2 separate regions of the Mus musculus genome follow, and region 2 is linked to region 1. Evidence: chromatin loops called from intact Hi-C (ENCODE). Cell type or tissue: heart. All regions are shown on one strand. Each heading gives the region's core, and the rest is flanking DNA. Links, peaks and the distances in the headings are about the cores only.

The links. A loop is a pair of places that touch in the nucleus more often than their neighbours do. Peaks named below come from ENCODE experiments on the same cell type or tissue, not always from the same donor. Only the 100,000 strongest peaks of a DNase experiment are listed, where the experiment ranks them.
Region 2: a loop joins it to region 1, with 2.6 times the contacts of the local background. A loop is called at or near these places in 2 of 42 quality-filtered maps.

The regions. Positions count from the first base shown.
Region 1 is chr14:65,323,733-65,333,977 of GRCm38, reverse strand. Fbxo16 (F-box protein 16) reads right to left here. Exons shown (of 8, transcript NM_015795.2): 8 at 10,005-10,245. Among named protein-coding and RNA genes, the nearest start is that of Gm41178, 30 kb to the right of the region's middle. In heart, for the core only: CTCF peaks have their summits at 1,930, 3,736 (motif pointing left) and 5,852 (motif pointing left); DNase peaks (open chromatin) are centred at 1,897 and 5,817; H3K4me3 peaks cover 1,966 bases; H3K27ac peaks cover 2,335 bases.
Region 2 is chr14:65,260,781-65,270,670 of GRCm38, reverse strand. It overlaps Fzd3 (frizzled class receptor 3), which reads left to right and starts at 8,208. Exons shown (of 7, transcript NM_021458.2): 1 at 8,208-8,339. Fbxo16 (F-box protein 16) reads right to left here and starts at 4,053. Exons shown (of 8, transcript NM_015795.2): 1 at 3,888-4,053. In heart, for the core only: CTCF peaks have their summits at 4,449 (motif pointing right) and 8,392; DNase peaks (open chromatin) are centred at 4,150, 8,170 and 8,730; H3K4me3 peaks cover 3,102 bases; H3K27ac peaks cover 2,597 bases.

The DNA.
Region 1 (10,245 bases), core at 1,019-9,018:
CAGATTAAAGGCGTGCACTACCACTGCCCAGCCTGATCCTATTTTTTTGAGACAAGTTCTCTCATAGCCCTGAAGCTCTACATAGTCCAGGCTGATCTCAAACTCAGGAGTTTGATCCTGCCAGCTGAGTACTGGGACTTCAGGCTGTGCCACAAAGGGACACCTGGCTCCAAGGGACTCTTAATAAGATAATTATTATGATTATTCAACATGTTGTCTTTGACTTCGTTTTGAGCCTGACCCCATGGGAGCTGCTGAAACTATTAGCCCAGCTTGCTGAGTCTACTGGGAACCTGGGAGGGAGTCTAACTGGAATCAAGGCCTACACTTGGGGGCCCTGGGGAAACACTGTATACTGTCTCCCTCTTGGGCTCTTCAAAGTACTGATTTAGTGATACAATTCTGACGCTTAAGGAGAATAGACAATGTCTGGAAAACTGAAAAATAAGAACTGGTCAAAGGTCACCGTAGTCAGACCACAGGAGTTTAAATGTTTTTTTTTGTTTGTTTTTGTTTTTCCTTTTTTGTTTCTTTCTTTTTTTTTAATGAGGCAAAGAAGGAAATGTTTGGGACCTACAAAAAGCCTGGTATCCACAGCAACACAGCTAAGCAGTCAAGGGACAGTAAATCCACTGAGTCTTTCTGCACAATGTTAGCATAGAACCATTACCCATATTTTAGGATGTGTTTAAAGAAATGGAAGATGTGAGAGCGGTAAGCACAAAAAAGCAAAGCTAGGTGTGAACTGGCTGGTGCTTGTGAGCCCAGTACTTAGAAAATTGAGGCAGGAGAATTACTCCAAAGTCAGGGGAGAGGAGGGTCTCCAGATGTCTCAGCTAGAAGAGGTGCTTGCCCCCAAGCCTGATCAAGCTGAGTCTTGGCTAAAAGGGGATCAACTCCTGAAAGTTACCTATCACCTCCGCACAAGCCACCCCTCCATTGACAAATTAATCAAAAATAGTTTAAAAGCAAGATAGTAAATGATTTATGCAGAATTATCAGGCTTGTAAAGAAAACAAGACATGTCAAAACATGAAACATTCCAGTATATGAAGAATTTGATTTGGGGCTGTAGGATTCTGAGTGCTTTATTTAGGGAGGAATCTAATTATTTACACATTTTCGTGTTTGCCAGTTTATACTGGTAAGCCATTACTTTTTTTTTTTTTTTTTTTTGGCTTTTCGAGACAGGATTTCTCTGTATAGCCCTGGCTGTCCTGAAACTCACTTCGTAGACCAGGCTGGCCTCGAACTCAGAAATCCGCCCACCTGCCTCTGCCTCCCGAGTGCTGGGTTTAAAGGCGTGCGCCACCACGCCCTGCTATCTATTACTTTCTAAGGTGGTGGTCAAGGTTGAAAGTGTTCCCAAACCTGCTTCCTTTCCAGTTCACTGAATCAGGAGAATTTTTTTCCAGGGCCCATCTTAAATTGCTTAAGACCTTTAGGCACACAGACCCTTTGGGGCTGCAGTTGAAGAAGTGGTGGGATTCAGGGGAGGCAGGCGGGGTCACGCGAGTCTCTAGCGTTCCTCTGCACACAGTGGACCAAAGATTCTCCTACTTCCACTGGCTGGGGTCGATGACCCCCGGCAGCGCGAGGCCAGCAGTGTGAGGTCCTGCATTGAGCTGCAGCCAATGTGAGGCAGGCTTCGCACCCCCCCCCCCAACCCCTACTCCCCCACCTCAAGCTTCGGCCAAGCTTGCAACACGATCGCCCCATCATGATCACCTCAAACGGAGCCTCCTGGAGGCCCCTCCCTGCCAGGCTAGCCTTAGCGCGCCGGAGGCGGGCGCGCAGCGCGGACGTGCCCGGGTCCACGGAGGCCCCTACGCTGCTCCGGGCCCGCCCTGCCGGGGGACATCGGGCCAACACAGGGCCTCAGAGGCGGCCTTGCCACGACTGTGGCGCCTCCCTGTGCCCACAGGCGGGCGACTGTGCGGACCGCCAGGGACACCCAGGCCACCAGAACCCAATCGCCCAAGGCGGCCTTGGGGCTGGGCACCACGCCAGGTTTCCTTCCGTGCTTTGCTTTTCCTGGGCTGCCCCACCCCTCACCCCACCCCCCTTGCCTGGCCAGTTTCTATCTTCACTCTGTTTTCAGCCCAAGGCCAAACCTTCCTTCTGAAGGCCTTGAACCCATCCTTCACTTCTATCACCGGCTCTTGCTAGAACATTCAGCGCCATCCCACTGAGCTATCCTCTCAGCGCCAGTAAGAAACATTCCCAGACCAAGAGTAGTCCACACTATGCCTTCACCCTGGGCCGACTGGGCAACTTGTAGGGTCCTCTGTGCAAAATGCAAGGCAAGGGCCTCTTGCTCAGAACCTGAGTTCTTTGCAGGAGACCGCACAACATGGACCCAATCCCAGAATCCTCCAAGGCTGGGGCGCTGCCACCTGTCTCTGAGCCAGCAAGTCAGCCTTGCCAGTATGTTTTCCACCTTCAAGTGGGTATTAGTGAAAGCAGGGTATGAGGGACAAATGTTCTCTCTATTGTGCCTCATTTCTGGAGTCAAAGGTCCTTTCTTCACCTGTCCCTGAAGCATTGACAAGGCTCACTCTGCCCTGATTCATAAAAACCCTTTTCCTGGCCGCAGAGGTGTGTGTGTGTGTCCATCAGCGTACCCCTGTGCCCACAGAAAGGGGCTGCCTCAGTGGAAAAGGCTTCTTGCCATCAAACCTGAACACCTGCTGTGGAGGTCTGCTGTGGGACTTGACTTTCTTCTACAAAATGGGTTGAACGCAGGCCCTCAGGCATGGCCTCAAGTGCTAGGATCCCATGGCTGTACATATATTAAGCCAATGTGCTAGAACTGAGCTATGTATCCCTCAAATGTCTGCCTTCCCTCCTCTTCCCCCTTTCTCCACCCTCTTCCTCCTTCCTTTCCTTTCTTCTTTGAGCAAAAAAGTAGACAGAGCCCGGAGCTCTTTTAATTATAAGATGCTTTGTAAATATACAGGTACCAGTAAGGCCAGTCTCTCTACCACCTTTCAAATTATTTCAGTAGTTACTTGTTCGTTTGTGTGGGTTGGTGGGTGGGTGGGTGGGTGGGGACAGGGGGTGACTTTACCCTGGAGAAACCTGACAGACACAATCTTAGTCAAATCATGGAAACCACAGGTCTTGAGATGAGTGGACTCTGTGTGTTGCCTGGGAGGACACAGTAAGAAATGGTGGTGTAAACACTGTGACACTTCAGTCTCAAAGAAGGAAGCCTGGGTCTAACCACAAAGAAATACTGAACAACTCCGAACTGAAGATAGCCTGCAAAACCAAGAAATCAAGGCTGTGAACACAGAGGTAACTGGAGGAACTGCTCGAGATTGACACAGATGATAACAGAGTCAACCTGTGACCTCTACAGAGAGCTTTACTGAGACCATAGGCAACTCTTGAAAGGTATGACTAGAGTCACAGCACCCGGGGAGCAGAGGCAGGAAGAACAGGAGCTCGAGGGCCACCTCAGGGATGTATCAGGCCAGACTAGGCTTAGGGACAAGCAAGCAAACAACAGCAATAAAACAAAACAAAACAAAACAAAACAAAAACAAAACCACAAATCAAACAAACAAACAAAAATGCTGAATAGGCTCAGGGGCTGGAGAGATGGCTCAGTGGTTAAGTGCACTGACTGCCCTTGCATAGGACCTGTGTTTGGTTCCCAGCACCCACACAACAGCTCACCAACATTTGCAAATCCAGTTTCAGAGGATCCGGTGCCATCTTCTGGCCCTTGTGGGCACAGCACCCATGTGGTGCACATGCCAAACACTCATACACATAAAATTAAAACAAATCCTTCAAAAAAACTTTTCACCATCACAAACTCTCTTCCTCAACAGCTTTTCCTCTAGCTCATGTCAGTAAAGAACAGTGCCCCGGTCACCCAAGCTTAAACACCCAAGGGTGGGCTTTCATGCTTCTCTGGCCCCACTCACTCCTGCCCTTGAATCCTGGTTTTGTAAAATCTCTCTCATAAAGCCCACTTCTCTTTCTCTCTTTCTCTCTTTTTCTCTTTCTCTCTTTCTTTCTTTCTTTCTTTCTTTCTTTCTTTCTTTCTTTCTTTCTTTCTTTCTTTCTTTCTTTCTTATTTATTCATTTATTAGATTTTTTCTTTATATACATTTCAAATGCTATCCCGAAAGTTCCCTATACCCTCCCTCCGCCCTGCTCCCCTACTCACTGATTCCCGCTTCTTGGCCCTGGCATTCCCCTGTATTGGGGCATATAAAGTTTGCAACACCAGGGGGCCTCTCTTCCCAGTGATGGCCAACTAGGCCATCTTCTGCTACATATGCAGCTAGAGACACGAGCTCTGGGGGTACTGGTTAGTTCATATTGTTGTTCCACCTATAGGGTTGCAGACCCCTTCAGCTCCTTGGGTGCATTCTCTAGCTTCTCCACTGGAGGCCCTGTGTTCTATCTTATAGACTGTGAGCATCTACTTCTGTATTTGCCAGGCATTGGCATAGCCTCATACAAGACAGCTATAACAGGGTCCCTTCAGCAAAATCTTTCTGGCATTGTGCAATAGTGTCTGGGTATATATCCACTTTTCTAATTAAACCTCTAAACTTTTAAAAAAGGGATTCAGCCTAGCTCATATAATTGCTTGTAGGAGGGTCTATAAAAGGAAAGTGTACACGTTGTGTAGATACAAGGTCTGATTACTGCATTTCCAGCTCAGATTACAGCTATTCACCACTGTGATCTCCTAGTTAGTGTTCTCAGCACCCACCATCAACCTGTCCTGTATCCAGTTACCAGAGTCATCTGTTTAAAAGCTCTCGCTCATCCTTTGGGGACCTTAACTTCCCGTGGTCCATGCCCGGACTTAATCTGTGATCGAGGCGGTCTGTCCTCATATCAAATGATTACAAATTGTGTCCTCATTTCCCAGAAAAAGGAAAAGTTAGAGGATCAAACTTGCTGGGTTTGAAAATGACCCTCCCCCTTCTTGTTTTTCCCCCAGTAGTGAGCGTCCACCCTGGGATCTGCTAGCATTCTTGGACTATAACACAGATGAGCCAACAGCACATCAATAGTAAATATTTGGTGATAGCAGATGAGGCTTGGTTTCCTTCTGGGCATGTGTTAGCAGTTGTGATTTTTGTAATTCATGTCAATTATATGGTCAGTTTCCTTCTTGAAAAGTATTCCTGCTTTTTTGTTTGTTTCTTTTTAAAGATGAAATGAAACATATCGAAATCTCATCAGGAACGAATTACAGGAAACACATGCCAAATGAACACCAGAACCAAGTATCCAGGGCTTCACCAACTCATCCCTACCTCCACTCCCCCTGACTTCAGAGTTATTCAATCCCTGTTCGTGTTTGCTGATGGCAGGGGGTTGTTTGCGTTTGCTGGGATACAGGCTTACTATGTAGCCCTTGCTGGTCTGGAACTCTTTATATAGACCATGCTGGACTTATTAAAAATATAAATGCTGGGCTGGAGAGATGGCTCAGTGGTTAAGAGCACTGACTGCTCTTCCAGAGGTCTTGAGTTCAATTCCCAGCAACCATATGGTGGCTCACAACCATCTGTAATGGGATCCTATGTCTTCTTCTGGTGTGATTGAAGATGGAGCACTCATATACATAAATTAATTAAACTTTAAAAAAAAATCCTAGCACTAAAAAAGTAATTTAAGTGAAACAAAAGACTTGAAGTGAATTAATGAGCGTTTCTCGAAGGTGTACACGTACACCCAGAACTCTGAAAAAGCTGGTGAACCGTGCTCAAAGCAAATGAGTGACAAACTTTGGAAGACCCAGGAGATCAGGACGGGAGCTGCTGTCTAGACTTAGAAAAGAGGGGAAGTAGCGCCCTCTAGCGTCCATTCTCTGCTGGAGCCCGGGACTAACGAAGCCAGCTGAGAAATGCGAATTTCTTAACATTCTGATGACAGCATTACTGTCAAACACCAGTCATGTGCCTGCTTAATAAAAGAAATATGGAAACATGTGGAGAATCTGGGATCCTGTGAAGAATTCCATCCTAGAGGGTGGGTAGTTGAGATTTATGACTACAACTGAAGATGGACAGAGAGAAATGGGAGGAAGACCACAAACAGAAGAATCAAAACTGGAAAGGACAGACATCAAAATTCACGTGGGAATGGAAACGTGTGTGGTTTAAACATTTGAGACGACACTGGGCTTTATCTGAAGGCTCCAGTTTCATCTTTTTTTTTTTTTTTTATGTCTCTTTAAGAGATTCTGGGCATAGCGTGGTGGCGCACACCTTTAATCCCAACACTTGGGAGGCAGAGACAGGCGAATTTCTGAGTTCGAGGCCAGCCTGGTCTACAAAGTGAGTTCCAGGACAGCCAGTGCTATACAGAGAAACCCTGTCTCGAAAAACAAAAAAAAAACAAAAACAAAAACAAAACAAACCAAAAAAAACCAAAAAACACAAAACCCAACAACAACAAAAGAATTAGAAAAGAGAAAAAAGAAAAAAAGAAAAAATTTAAAATATAAAAAAGAAAAGGAAGAAATTATCTGATAATCCGAAATTTATTTATTTATTTGTTTGTTTTGAGACGGTCTCACTAAGTAACTCTGACTGTCCTAGAATTCACTATGTAGGCCAGGCTGGTAGAGATCTCATGCTGGGACTAAAGGTGTATGCCACTATGCCCAGCTAATTCCAGTTCTTGACAGCAGTCTTCAGCCGCTCTCTGAAAGCCCATGGGAACACCAGATCTAATCCTTCCCACTCCCTGCCACCTTCTCTGCCCTCTAGGCTGTGGGGAGAAATGGGAGGATTTCCAGGCCAAATACTGAATGAGGAGGCCGTGTCCACTCAGGAAGAGTGGCTATGGAGCAACTGTGAGGTGGGAAGAGGTGTTCTTTGGAGTCAAACTCTCAGTCATGACCCAGGCCTGCTGTTAGACAGTCATTGCTTGGGCTTGCTACTCCATCCTAAATTCCGCAACGGTAAGATAAAGGTGCCAGGTCCTCCCTCTGCCCCTCCTTCCTTTCTCCCCCCCCCCCCCCCACTAAGGGTCTTGTGGAAACCAAACCAGAGTAGGCAAGGGCTTCTGAAACCTACAGTTTAACACAGCCTCTCTCTCTCTCTCCTCCTCCTCACCCTCCAGAGGAGCCTCCTGACTACCCCGCAGTTCTCACCCCCTCCCCTTGTCCCTGGGACGTCCAATACACTTGCACACCCAGCAAGATCACCGTCAAACCAACAGCAGCTGCAGGGGAAGGAACGGTTTGTTTGCATTCCAGGGCAGGGTGGTGTGGGAAGGCCTTTCTGAACCACCCTCATTACTTCCCCATTGTTTTCCAAGTGCTGATGCCAGGCACCCGAGAGTCTCTCTCGCCAACCTTCTCTGTATCTCCAAGTCCTGCTGTCGCTTTGAGTCTATATCCTTCTAGCTCCCCGGTCTCGCTCCACCTCTCTGGAGACTCTGTGATGGGCGGTTCTTTGCACATCCCCTCTTTCCAGTTACCCAGGCACCAGAGCCCTCTAAATGCAAGTCTCCTCAGATCGCTTTCCTATCTCACAGTCCCGGATCAACTGTTCAGTACCTAGGGCGAAGCCTTGACTTCCTGGCAGGGCTCAGATTCCTGTTCGGGCTCTTGACTGACTTTCCGGCTCTCTCCCCAACCTCATGGCAGCTCAGACGGGTTTCTATAGAAACCATCAGCTCTCGTGGGCCATCCAAGTCTCCAGAACAACTCATGGCGACTGAGGGGCTTCCTGGAGATGCTCCTTGTTTTCAGCCTTCTCTTCTTTCCTCTTTCCTCTTTCCCTTCCTCTCTTCTTCCTCATCTTCCCCTCCCCCCTTTCCTCCATCTCCTCCTTATGCTCGCTCCGTCTTTCTATCACCCTCCATCCCTCTCCTTCCTCCCCCTTTTCTTTTCTTTTCTTTTCTTTCCTTTCCTTTCCTTTCCTTTCCCTTTCTTTCCCTTTCTTTTCTTTTCTTTTCTTTTCTTTTCTTTTCTTTTCTTTTCTTTTCTCTTCTCTTCTCTTTTCTTTCTTTCTTTCTTTTTTTTTTTTTTTGGTTTTTTGAGACAGGGTTTCTCTGTGTAGCCCTGGCTGTCCTGGAACTCATTCTGTAGACCAGGCTGGCCTCGAACTCAGAAATCTGCCTGCCTCTGCCTCCCAAGTGCTGGGACTAAAGGCGTGTGCCACCACGCCCAGCTCCCCCTTTTCTTCTTACCCTTCTCCTCCCCTCGGCTTTGGCCTTGCTGAGGATTATATCCAGGGCCTTGCACTTGCTTGCACGGAGCTAGCGACCCAAGCCCCTGAAGCCAAGTCAGTCCTGGGCACACCAGGATAACTGACTCTCTGGCTTCTCCCCGGGTCTCTGGCTATTTCACTGGGTCGTTTCTCTCTCTCTCCCCCTTGTACATCCCACACCACCTTCATGGACTCATCCTAGGCTTTCTGCTGGAACAGCCATCCCCATCTGTAGCTCCTCCCAGACTGCTTCGTCAGTCCTCTCTTTCAGCTCTGCTCGAGGTACCCTGTTCAAGCCCATGTGTTGCAACAGCTGCCCTCTCCTCTCCTCAGCTTCTCAGGTTCCTTAAAAGCAAGAAAAGGTTTATTTCTCACAACCAACCAGTTAGGTCCTCTGTATCTGCAGGTTCTGTGTTCTTGGGCTCTAACACACACACACACAGACACACACAGACACACACAGACACACACAGACACACACAGACACACACAGACACACACACACACACACACAGAGCTAGGAAAAGTTATCACAATATTGCTGATATACATCCACCACGCAGCAGCCAGGCCTGCCATGTACTGTCAGTACTGTCCCATCTTGTCATAGTACAAAAGACACAGTTTAACAACTACTCACATTGTTTTAGGAATTGCAAGTCACCTAGAAATGATTTAAAGTCTGTGGGAAAGGGTGGGGTCATAGCTCCCCTGTGCAGCTTGTACATAGACCTTGAGTTCAATCCCCAGCACCAAAAGAAATAAAAATGAATAACTGGGAGGGGCTAGGCATATTACAATGTTGCTAGAGTGCCTATCCAGTACCCACAATGCCTGGGGTTTGTTTCCCAGTGTCTCATACATTGAGTGTGGTAGTCTTATACACACCAGTAATTTCAACATCAAGAGGTGGAGACAGTTTAAGATCATCTTCAGATACATACTAAGGTCAAGGTCAGCCTGGGGTACTTGCAACCCTCTCAAATACAAGTAGATCAACAGAAATAAATGGGAGGCTGGTGGGGAAAGTGTATGAAAAACAATATGTATTCGCACAAACAAAGTCCATTTTGGTGTCTGTGGGTGTCCTTCCAGAACCTTGCAACCCTGCAGCGTCTGTGTTGCCTTTGTTTCAAATTGAACAACTGTCCAGTTGACTAAAGAAACAGAAGTGACACTATGAACCTCTTATGACTAGAACTTCAAAGGTGACTCAGGCCCCACCAGACTTCAGAACCCTAGGCTTCAAGAAGGGAACAAAGGCTCTGCCTGCAGCCTTCACAGAGCCCTAATGGATGGCTCACACCACAGTGCCAGCCGTGTCCCTCCTCGAGTGTAACTACTTATGACATGATCAAGGGTCGTCCATTTGCAGACTGTCCAGGTTCTCCATCTGCCCATGGTTCCTGGTGTATTACCCTCCAGAGCCTGTGTTCCCTTTGTTTCAAATGGAACAACTGTCTGGCCAACTAAAGAAATGGAAGTGTCCATGAGGACACAGGCTCTGGGAAGAGAACACCCTTCCCATGGGAAAGACACAAGATCTCAGCGCGGAAGGATGCTTTAGTGCAACGCTATGTGGGACAAATGAAGTGATTATTACTAGATTGTGTTTTGTCCCTACCTATCATCTGGACACACACCACTTTCTTCTGTACCACCAGTCTGGGCCACTGTCAAAACTCTTTGTGTGTGTGTGTGTGTGTGTGTGTGTGTGTGTGTGTGTAGACTGTTTGGTATCACAATGGACAGCCGTGTTTGCCATCCTTTTCCTTACTGCGCAACATACCTACAATAGACAGCTTGCTGAGGAAGGATTTATTTGGCCACAGAAGAAACCAGAGCTCACTTTGTTGCAAACGGGGTGGAGCGTTAGATAGGAAGGGGCCAAGAATAAGACAGACTCTTCAGAGGACGAACTCTGGGACCTACTCCCTCCAACCAGCCTCACCTCCTAAAATCTTACTTGGTGTAACTCTATAATGAATTAATGTACTGATGACGTCAGAACCCTCATGGTGTAATCATCCCACAGTGATTGGAT
Region 2 (9,890 bases), core at 903-8,902, 63 kb after region 1:
CTGAGAACCGAATAAAGTTAATGGTTTTGTTTGATTGTTTGTTTGTTTATTTTTGTATGTTGAGAGAAGGTACAGGTGGGTAGATTATTTACCAAGAACCTTGTAAATGTCAAAAACTTCCTATGTCTGATCAGTACAAGTGTACAATGAGCTGGTGGCAAGGTTGTGGTTCAGTTCCTTAGACCACTGGAAAAAGTGAGGCTCACTGAGGTTATACACACACACCCTGTCCAAGATCATCGTGAGTGGAAGAGAAATGGAACCACTGGGTCATGGGGGTGGGGCTAGCTCAGAGGCATCCTTAGCTCATAACATAGTTTACTGGCCAGAAAGAGAAGCGTTTCAAATTGAGGGTCACAGTGCAACATAACACCCTTCACCCCAACATATGGGAGGCAGAGGTAGGTGAGCCTCTTTGAATTTAAGGCCATATTGGTCTCCATAGAGATTTCAAGGCCAGCCTTGGCTACACAGTAAGATCCTGTCTCAAAACAAACGTCTACTTTTTGTCCTTGGGTCATTAACACCCCTCCTCTGATCTTAGTGTAAAAGAGTTCTAGCCTAAGACATACTAAAGGGGCAAACATGTAGTGGTCAAGGCCACGGCTTTGGAGATGGACAGACGAGTTTATTGGGAAGAATTCTGCCGGTTTTGATGATCTGGTATACACTCTGCCTACTTTTAATCAACGTAGCTTAATTTCCATAAAGAATTCCTTTTCCCCACTGGTGTGGGTTGGTTGGCTCATTTTCCAGGTGTCCAGTTGCTGCTTTCTGTCTTCCTTTAGGGGCCATCAGTGGCCCTCTCATGACAACAGCTGCTGGGTGATTGGATCACGTTACAGATGGACTGACCGTGGCTTACTCTTTTCTGCATTAGTCACCTGAGCAGACTACAATGCTACCCCCACTCCTCTGACCCCCAGAAGCTACACACCCTTTCCTCTTCTGCATCTGTTAGCTAGATGCTGTGTCTAGTTTTGCAACATTTTTTTTTAACCTTGTGAAGTTTTTTTTTTAATACCAGTTCTTCTATTTCTTTAAAAAATTTTTTCTTAAACTTATTTATTTTTGTGTGTGCACGTCTTGTCTGTATATATGTATGTGCACCACATGCATGGTTAGTGCCTGATGAGTTCAGAATGGGACATCAGGTCTTCTGGAACTGGAGCTATAGATGGTTTGAACCATGGTGTGGCTGCTGGGAATTGAACCTGGGTCCTCTACAAGAACAACAAGCACCCCAACTTCTGAGCCATCTCTCGATCCCCACTTTGTGCAGTTTAAAAAAAAAATCCTAGGTATGTGTATCTCCAAAATGATGCTTAAAAGATAAAGAGAGGAAAAGTCTTGCCAAGGTGGCCTGAGTAATCTCCTTCAATCTTTCTTAGAACTTGTCAGATATAGAACTCCCAAAACCTGTACTTTAGGGGACCATGATGGAATATTTTACAATGGACAGTAGTGTGAGTGCCTGCCCTCAGTGTTTCTACTTCCCCCCTAAAAGATGGGTTTGCACACACAAGTAGAACTATGGCTGAGATGACTCTATAAATGAACAATGTTGAGAAGTGTTCAATAGTCAACACCTTCCCATGGTTCTGCCACTGAAGCCCTGGTATGAAGGGGCTCAGATTAGCCTTTGGGCCTTTCTCAGCTCCTAATGTCTAAGTTACTACATTTTTTAGGTAGGTTACAAAAGGCACAGGGAATACTTTTATTGCAGCATGGCTAACTAGCAGCCAGACACACACAGGTGAGCAGGAAGACCACAGATACAAAGCAACGCCACCTAGTTCATATCTGTTCAGGTAAAATTGTATACTGCTTGTTGTTTTTTATCTTGAGACAGGGACTTACTGTAGTCCAGGATGCCCTCAAACTCAAGATCTCACCACCTCAATCTTCTCAGTGCTGTTATTACTGGAGTTTGTCACTGTGTCCAGCCCCGCCCCCCTTCTTCTTCCTTTAAGACAGTAGCTGCTTTAAAAATCATAAAGCTGCCGGGATAAAAATCTATGCATCTCTTCCTAGGAAAATACACATGAAGCTAAAATTCTGCTTCCCCCAGGTTAAAAAAAAATCTCTGTATTAATCTGAGAAGCTCCCTTGCATGTGTGGAAAGCCATTTGATGTATTCTAGGTACCATTTCTGAATGAAGCTAAAGTAGCTTTTCTCAAAGATACCCTAAGGGTCTGCCCAGGCTGTTTTCTTCCTCCTGGTTCCTTGGGACTGAAAACCACTTTAGATTAGGCTTTCTTCAAAGCAGCAGCGGTAGTTTCCAGGAGGTGGGGTTAGCCAGGAGGCACTACTCTTGGTGACAGTCATGGAGAGGGCATGCCAGTGGGGACGTCTTATCTATCTTTTGTAATTCTCCTTTTCTGATTCTTCCCTCCTCCCTCAATCCCAGAAGATGAACAGTGTACATAGTTTGTATGCATACACAAGTTCACAAATAAACTACTGGCTACTATTCAAAACACAGAAGTTTTCACATAACACATACAATAAATAATTGCATCCTGTCTACCAAGACAGCAAAGATTGTCTCATCCTTGTCCACAGGTACAAGTTGCAGGTACTTATGACTCCCTTTCCTTTTAATGGCTGCCTGTCATTGTGTTTCATGTAACTTGGGATAAAACTGTAGAAAGAAGGCCCAGGGTTCTCACCCCCTACATATGGCTCCAAGCTAAAGCCCAACACCCAAGCAGAGGTCCCAGTTGTCACATGCTTCCGGTCTGACCTAAATCTTCTGAGCCATTGTCCACACCATCCCCATTACACAATAATTTTCCTAAGGATCTATCCCAGGCAGGCCTCAAACCTGCTCCTGAAGTCATGGATGACCTTAAACTTCGGATCCTTTTGCCTGCATCTCTCAAGTTCTAGATTGCAGTGTTCGCCACACGCCTGATTTATGCAGAGTTGGGTTCTGGCTTCATGCATGCTGGACAAGCATTCTACCAAGTATTCGATACTCCAAGCCCTAAGTTTCGTTTTGTTCTGTCTCGATTTTGTTTTTGTTTTGAGATAGAGTCTGCCTCATACCCCTGGTCGGCCTGGAACTTGCTATGTAGACCAGGTTGGCTTTAAAGTAACAAAGATCCACCTGCCTCTTGCAGGGTCTGTGCTGCCAAACCGTCTCATCTCACTAATGACTGGAATTCCAATTCCTCAACTCGAAGTCTGGGTCAACTCAATGTAACTATTTCAACCTAGTGCCCCCTTTTCCTGTACTCTGTCCAAATCCACTGACAGCCTGACCACTGTAAGGACAGTGGCATGAGGCCCTGATGCTTTGGGGCTCGTGTATTCTGTCACTGCTCATTTAAACTCCAGTCACAGTATCACAGCCGTACATAGTAGATGCTCAATAAATGTTATTCAATGGAAGGGGGAAAATGTCCTGGAAGAGCATGGGGAGGGGGAGTTTGAGAATTAAACCTTGTGGGACTGCACACTGAAACTCAGAATATGCTGACCCTGGCACAGAGGAAATACTCAAGGTTGTCAAGAGTTTTATTCGGAGGTTACAACGAAGACTAGGATTGAGTTTCTCTGCTAACACACAATTCTCCCACAGTACACTGTAAAATCACCAGACAAAGGGGATCTCGCACAGTATCAGAAATAGAGGGCGGGTAGGTTTAAATAGGAATTCACCCTATATTCAAATAGTTAAAACCGAAATAAGCACTGTAATGCATGGTTCTCAAAGCTACTGCTTGACCTGCACTGTAATTGTTGGTTGTTAATTGCAGAGGTGTGAAGCAGCCATTGAAACCGCAGCGCACTTTAATCCCCAGGAGCCCCAGCAAGCTTTTGGGAAGCTGGGGAGCTCTCTCAGAATCTCCGTGTTTTTCCTGCTCTACCCACTGCTCACCTCAGCAGCTGGCTTCCTTCTTCAAGCCTCTGGTTCTGGGGTTGCTATCGTTGCACTAGGGCAGCTTTCTTTGACTCCTTTCAGCCCCCACCTTACTGCTTCCAGCAGGCCAATCGCCATCTATAAATCCTGTCGCTGGCATCCGGGGTCTCTTAGGCAACAATGTGTGGACTCTTGATTGGCCAGGGTATCCAAGGAAGGCTGGCTCCAAAATTGGGCACAGAGATAAAAGGAGAAAGTGTGGCAGTCGGGTGAGTGGGAGGAGCTGTAACATCTTGATAAAATTCTTGGAGGAAGCTGTATCCAATCCTGAAACCAGCAGCCTTGAAAAACCTCCCTTCAAGACTTGCTGCGTTTGTGTTCCAAAACAGACCGAGCATGCTCAGTTGTGTTGCTCTGGTCACTCGGGAGCTCCGAAACGCAAACTCCATTATGCCAGGTTTTAAGACTGCCCAGACGGAGGAAATAACAATTGGCTACGGGTCAGATGGGAAAAAAAGCACCTGCAGAGGGGAGGGGAGGTCGTGGGGGAACTGCCCCAAGCCAAGTGACAGATACGCCAGGGAACCAGCAGATGGCACGCCCTTATAAGAATAACTGTATTTAGGTTTTAAGATCCAGTCACATTTAATTAGCTAAATGTATTGAGCACCCAACTTGTAGTGAGAACCACAGAATTCAAGGATTAAAAAAAAAGAAGAAAGAAAAAAGAAAGAGAGAAAGAGAGAAGGAAGGAAGGAAGGAAGGAAGGAAGGAAGGAAGGAAGGAAGGAAGGAAAGGAAGGAAGGAAGGAAGAAAGAAAGAAAGAAAGAAAGAAAGAAAGAAAGAAAGAAAGAAAGAAAGAAGGAAGGAAGGAAGAAATCTGAAGGCGGGAATGGTAGCTCAATCCTGCAATCCTAGCACTACGGAGGTGGAAGCAAGAGGGTCAGGGTTCCTAGGAAAGTTTTGGCTACAAAGGGAGTTGGAGACTAGCCAGAACTCCAAAACCCTGTCTAAAACATAAGAGAAATCTAATGAGAGAAACTCAACAGTGTAATGTGCAAATAACCAACGGATCTAGTAGCTGTGATAACAAGTCCTGAAGAATTCCGAGAAGTTGGAAATCCCATGCCTGTGTAAACAGTGCAAAACAATTTTGATAAGCAGCAGCAAACCAAAACTTAACCCCAGTACCTAAAAAGAATACAACTTCCCAAACTACCTTTGCGTACTAAAACAACGGACACCTCCAACTTAAGCAGTCCTACAGATCCTACGTGTTTCATCATTTTTAAAAATAGTATAGTTTTAAATTTAGGTTTATTTACATGTGTGTATCTATGTCTGAGTGTTAGCCTGTGTCTGCCATGTGTAGAGGTCAGAAAACAACTTTCAGGAGCCGAGTCTCTGCATCACGTAAGTCCAGGGCTTGAACTCATGTAATAAGGCTTGCCACCAAATGCCTTTACCTACGAGCCATTTTGCCAGCCTTCCCTTTCATTTATTTATTTTTTTTAAATAGGCAGAATTTGCATATCTACCATTTAAATGAAAAGGGGACAGTGCATCTCGTGGAGGTTGGCGCTTTCCCTAAGTTAACAGTGGATCAGTAAGTGGCAAAGCTGAAACGAGAACCTAGGTTGTCTGGATTCCAACTTAGTGGTTTTTCCAAATGACCAGCTTGTATGTAAATGAATAGACAAAGCCTTTGGGGATGTGAGGGGGTGGCCTGGGGGAGGCAGGTAAAGATGTCATACTAAATTACCATGCATTACCAGTTAACATTTATGGTTTCAAAAAACGGGTTCATCCAGAAAGGCACCAGTTTTAACAATGCCTAGGTGGCTGAGTCTCTCTGTGAAGTTCCCCCTTGTTAAAGACTTTCTATTAGTGGTTACAACATGGAAGGAAAGGGAGATGGGACCTAGAAAGCATCTGGAGTTATCCCCATGGGATTTGAATGTTTCCATTCCTCATAGAGGATCCCCTCTTCTCTGCTCTTAACAGTACCTTCTGGGTCTCCTCATGTCCCACAGTTCCTCCAACTGACTGCTCCCCTAAAGGGGAATGAGTCACCCCGTTCCCACTGTGTTCCTTGTGAGTCACCCCATTCCCACTGTGTTCCTAAGGAACATGCACACATAGCCCAGTGTCTTGTGATACTTTGACATTACTTCTGTGTGGAACATATCACACATAAAGAAAAGCTTAGAGATTTTATAACAAACACTTGTATCTCCACAAAGATGTTTCCACCAATATGCGTGCTCTTCTCTCTCTTTCTCTCTCTCCCTCTCTCTCTCCTTCCCTCTCTCTCCCTCTCTGTGTGTTTACCAGACATGCATGTAGTAGCCCTTTCCGCACACAGATCCCATTGTCCTTGCTATGTCTAGAAAACAATTTGTGCACCGCCTTCTTGTTCCTTTTTGGACAGTTTCATTATATATATGTTCACTCTTTGTTTTGTTTGTTTGTTTGTTTTTGTTTTTCGAGACAGGGTTTCTCTGTGTAGCCCTGGCTGTCCTGGAACTCACTCTGTAGACCAGGCTGGCCTTGAACTCAGAAATCCACCTGCCTCTGCCTCCCAAGTGCTAGGATTAAAGGCATGCACCACCACTGCCCGGCATATATGTTCACTCTTACAAGTGATTTATTCTTGACAGTTTTTAAAGATGTACTACCACTTATATATAGCAGTTTCCTTTTCTGCTAAGTATTGTATTTATTTATGGGACCTGACGATGTTGATATATTTGTAATTGTGTCTGTGTCATCCCCATCTGCTGATGTGAGCAGTGGCGTGGCCTGTGTCTGTTTTTATAGCGTACTGTGTACACTGAGTAAGAAGGCTCCTGCAAGCACATTTCCAGTGCCTTAGTAATGGGGATCTAGCACTACATAAAGCTATGACAAAGTTTCTCCTCCACCCCCATATACCACCTGCCTCTTCATTTACTCTCATCAAGAGACACCACTGGGTCCCTGGGGCATGCTGATTTGCCTGGAATGGCCCTAAGAATCAACATTATTGTCCTGAAAATGTTGCTGCACAAGTGCCAATAAGGAAAGTGGAAATTGCTATTTCAGATTTTGTTTATCACGCTGGCCTATCAAATTCTGTCAATTCTGATGTGAGACTGACCTGAGCACAAGACTTTTCAGCATTCACTAAATTACCTGAGAACCTTTTAAAAATTATATCTGACTCTGTCTCTTGTTATCTGTCTCTCTGTACACCTATGGGCCAGAGGTCAACTACAGGTGTGTTAGTCAGTTGCTCTCCACCTAGTTTTTTGAGACAAATCTTTCACTGGCCTGGGGATTCACCAAATGGGCTAGGCTGAGTGACTAGCTAGCCCCAGGACCCACCCTGGCTCCACCTCCCCAGCACTGGGACCACAAGTGCCTGCTATTAGGACTGATTTTGTTGTTGTTATTTTGTTGTTGTTGTTGTTTTGTGGGTTCTGGGGATGTAACTCAGGTTCTTCCGCTTGTATAGCAAATGTTTTACCAACAGAACTGTATCTTCAGCCCATATGTTCTCACCGTAGCCATTTATAAACATAAGGGTCAGTAGTGTCAAGTACAATCACTTGCAACAGGGCCAACGTTGCTGTATGTCCTGTGAGCTACCAAGAGAACCAAATGAAGCCATGGACTCTAAGTTGAAGATGGACAAAAAGAAAGATAGGTAAAACCCTGTAACAAAGAGAAACGCAATCACGATTAATTGAATACAGGCTCTTCCATTAAAATGCTGTGTGACTAAGTAAGACATCCAACCTTTCTGAGAGTTCTTCTCCCTGTTGGGAAAAAATAAAATTGTGTTTAGATGACCTCTAAAGAAATCTTTCAGCTCCTCAAGCCGTGCATATAGCAAAGGGAGTGGGGAGCCCTCTAAGCGGAAGATGAGGCATGTCACCAGCGAGCACAAGCTCCGTCTGTTTATAGTAAGGTCTCGGTGGAGAGGACGCGAAGTGTGCACCTGCTTCGCCGGTCAGAGTGCAGCGTTGCAACAGACCGGGTGTCCCTTGCTACCTGTGCGCGGCACTACCCTTCACCGTGAGTCCCCGAGGTCCGAGGTTGGCACACTGGCTTCCGCACTGGACCCGCACTGAGAACTTGGCTCAGGCGGACTTTGCAAGAAGGACTGGGCACATGTTGGATGAATGCCTCCAGCGCTGGGAACCACCAAACCGACGCGCGGCGCTCAAGACGTCACTATCACCTAGGACGCCAGGCTGAGAACAACGAAGCCGGTCAGCGCTGCACAGCCAGGAGCTGGATAGGAGGCTGACCGTAGCGCGCATGCGCGGCACGTGCGCGCGCACCTCCCTCCCCGGGCCGCGCGCCTCGACGCTCGCGAAGGCTCGGCGCGCCTGCGGTCCTCGGCCGCTCGGGGAACCTGAGGGACGCGCGGCTGCCTGCGGGGCCAGCGGCGCTGCCCGGGAGAGCCCGGAGGCCGGCGGTGAGGTGAGTCGTGCGGCCGACGTTTCCTCCGGGGCCGGGAGGGCGGGAGAGGAGCGTTGCGTGTGGAGAGCGCCGAGGCGCCTGCCCCAGCCCAGCCGCCCCTCGTCAGGCGGCGCTCGCTGCTCGCGTCGCGGCCGAACAAAAGCCCGAGGCCGGCGCTGCCGAGGCGGGCGCGGAGCTGCGGCTGGCGAGCGGCCCGGCCGGAGCCGGGTCGGAGTGGGCGGCGCGGAGTTCGGGGCCGCGGCCGCTCTAAGCGAGGATGCCCTGGGAAAGCGGCGGGGCCGGTACGTCCCGCCCGCGCCGGGCAACCTGTGCGAGTGTGGACGCGGCGGGTCCCCGCGCCGGTCGCCTGCGGGGAGCGAGGCCGGGCCCAGCCGGTTTCTGCGCTCGGCGCCGCGGGGGCGTGGGCGGGAGGACGATGCGCCGAGCTCCGGCGCCGCTGCTTCCCTGCAGCCCCCGGCCGACCCCTGACACCCAGCGCCCAAAAGTTGTCCCTTGCTGCCCATCAGTTTGCAAAGTCGGAGGCTCCCAGCGCCGCGCGCTCCCCAGGTACCCCCGCGGTGGGGACTCGGGGTCGGCAGATTTGCCCTGGGATGCGGCGTGAATTCCTAGCCTCTGGAATAAAGGCACTGAGATGCGGGTAACGTTAAGGTTGTAAACATCCCATAGGCTTTTCGCATCTTGGGACTCTTGGAGGTAGGGACTTCCTCAAGGGAAGAGGAGAGGGCTTTTTCATTTTTCTTTTCTCCTCCCTTTTCCTATTCTTTCCCTCTTGTGGGTAGAAAAAGAACAAAAGCACATGCCATTAATTAGGCAGAAGAGACTTAAAGTTGAAAAACGTCTCGAGAGGTCTGGGTTTTCGCCCAATGATAGAATCACAATTTTTAGCTCCCTTCTGAATTTCTCAGACTGCCGAACAGACGCACCAGCTTAAATCTCACGGTGGGAAAGTCCTTCAGTACATCCAGAATGTTTGTTGATGGGAATTGGGTTGCTTTGCAAAACCAGTACATGAGAGCAGGGAAACAAAGACCAGCTGGGCTTAAGGATGCCACCTCCCTTCTCAGCCTGCTTTGGTCCTCGGTGGTCTACTGGGCATAATGGGCTAGAAGAGGACTAGATAAATCTAGTTGTGTATTAAGAAGCGGGTACTCAAGTTGTGCATGATAATGGCTCATGCCTGTAATTTGAGTAATCGGAAACTAAAGCAAGAGAATCTCCGAAAGTTACAGGCCAGAATAGGCTGTGTAGTGGACCACTTTCTCAAAAAGAAAGGAGGCGATAAGACCTTACATTCTCTCTCTACCTTTAAACAAATCAGTGTCGTCGTCGTCGTCCCCCCTCCACCCCCGAAACAACACATTTTCTTGAACCACAGCATAAAGGTAAAAAGATTCAGGGTTAAGGAGCCAGGGAAAGGAGTGTAAATATTTGGAAGGATAAAACCGAGATAAACTATAACCCGGTTGCAGCTCTTCCCTAGACTTAGTAAAACAGTGGGTAGTGTTGATCTGTCTGCCCCCAAATGCTTTGAAACTGTTAGCAAAATAGGCA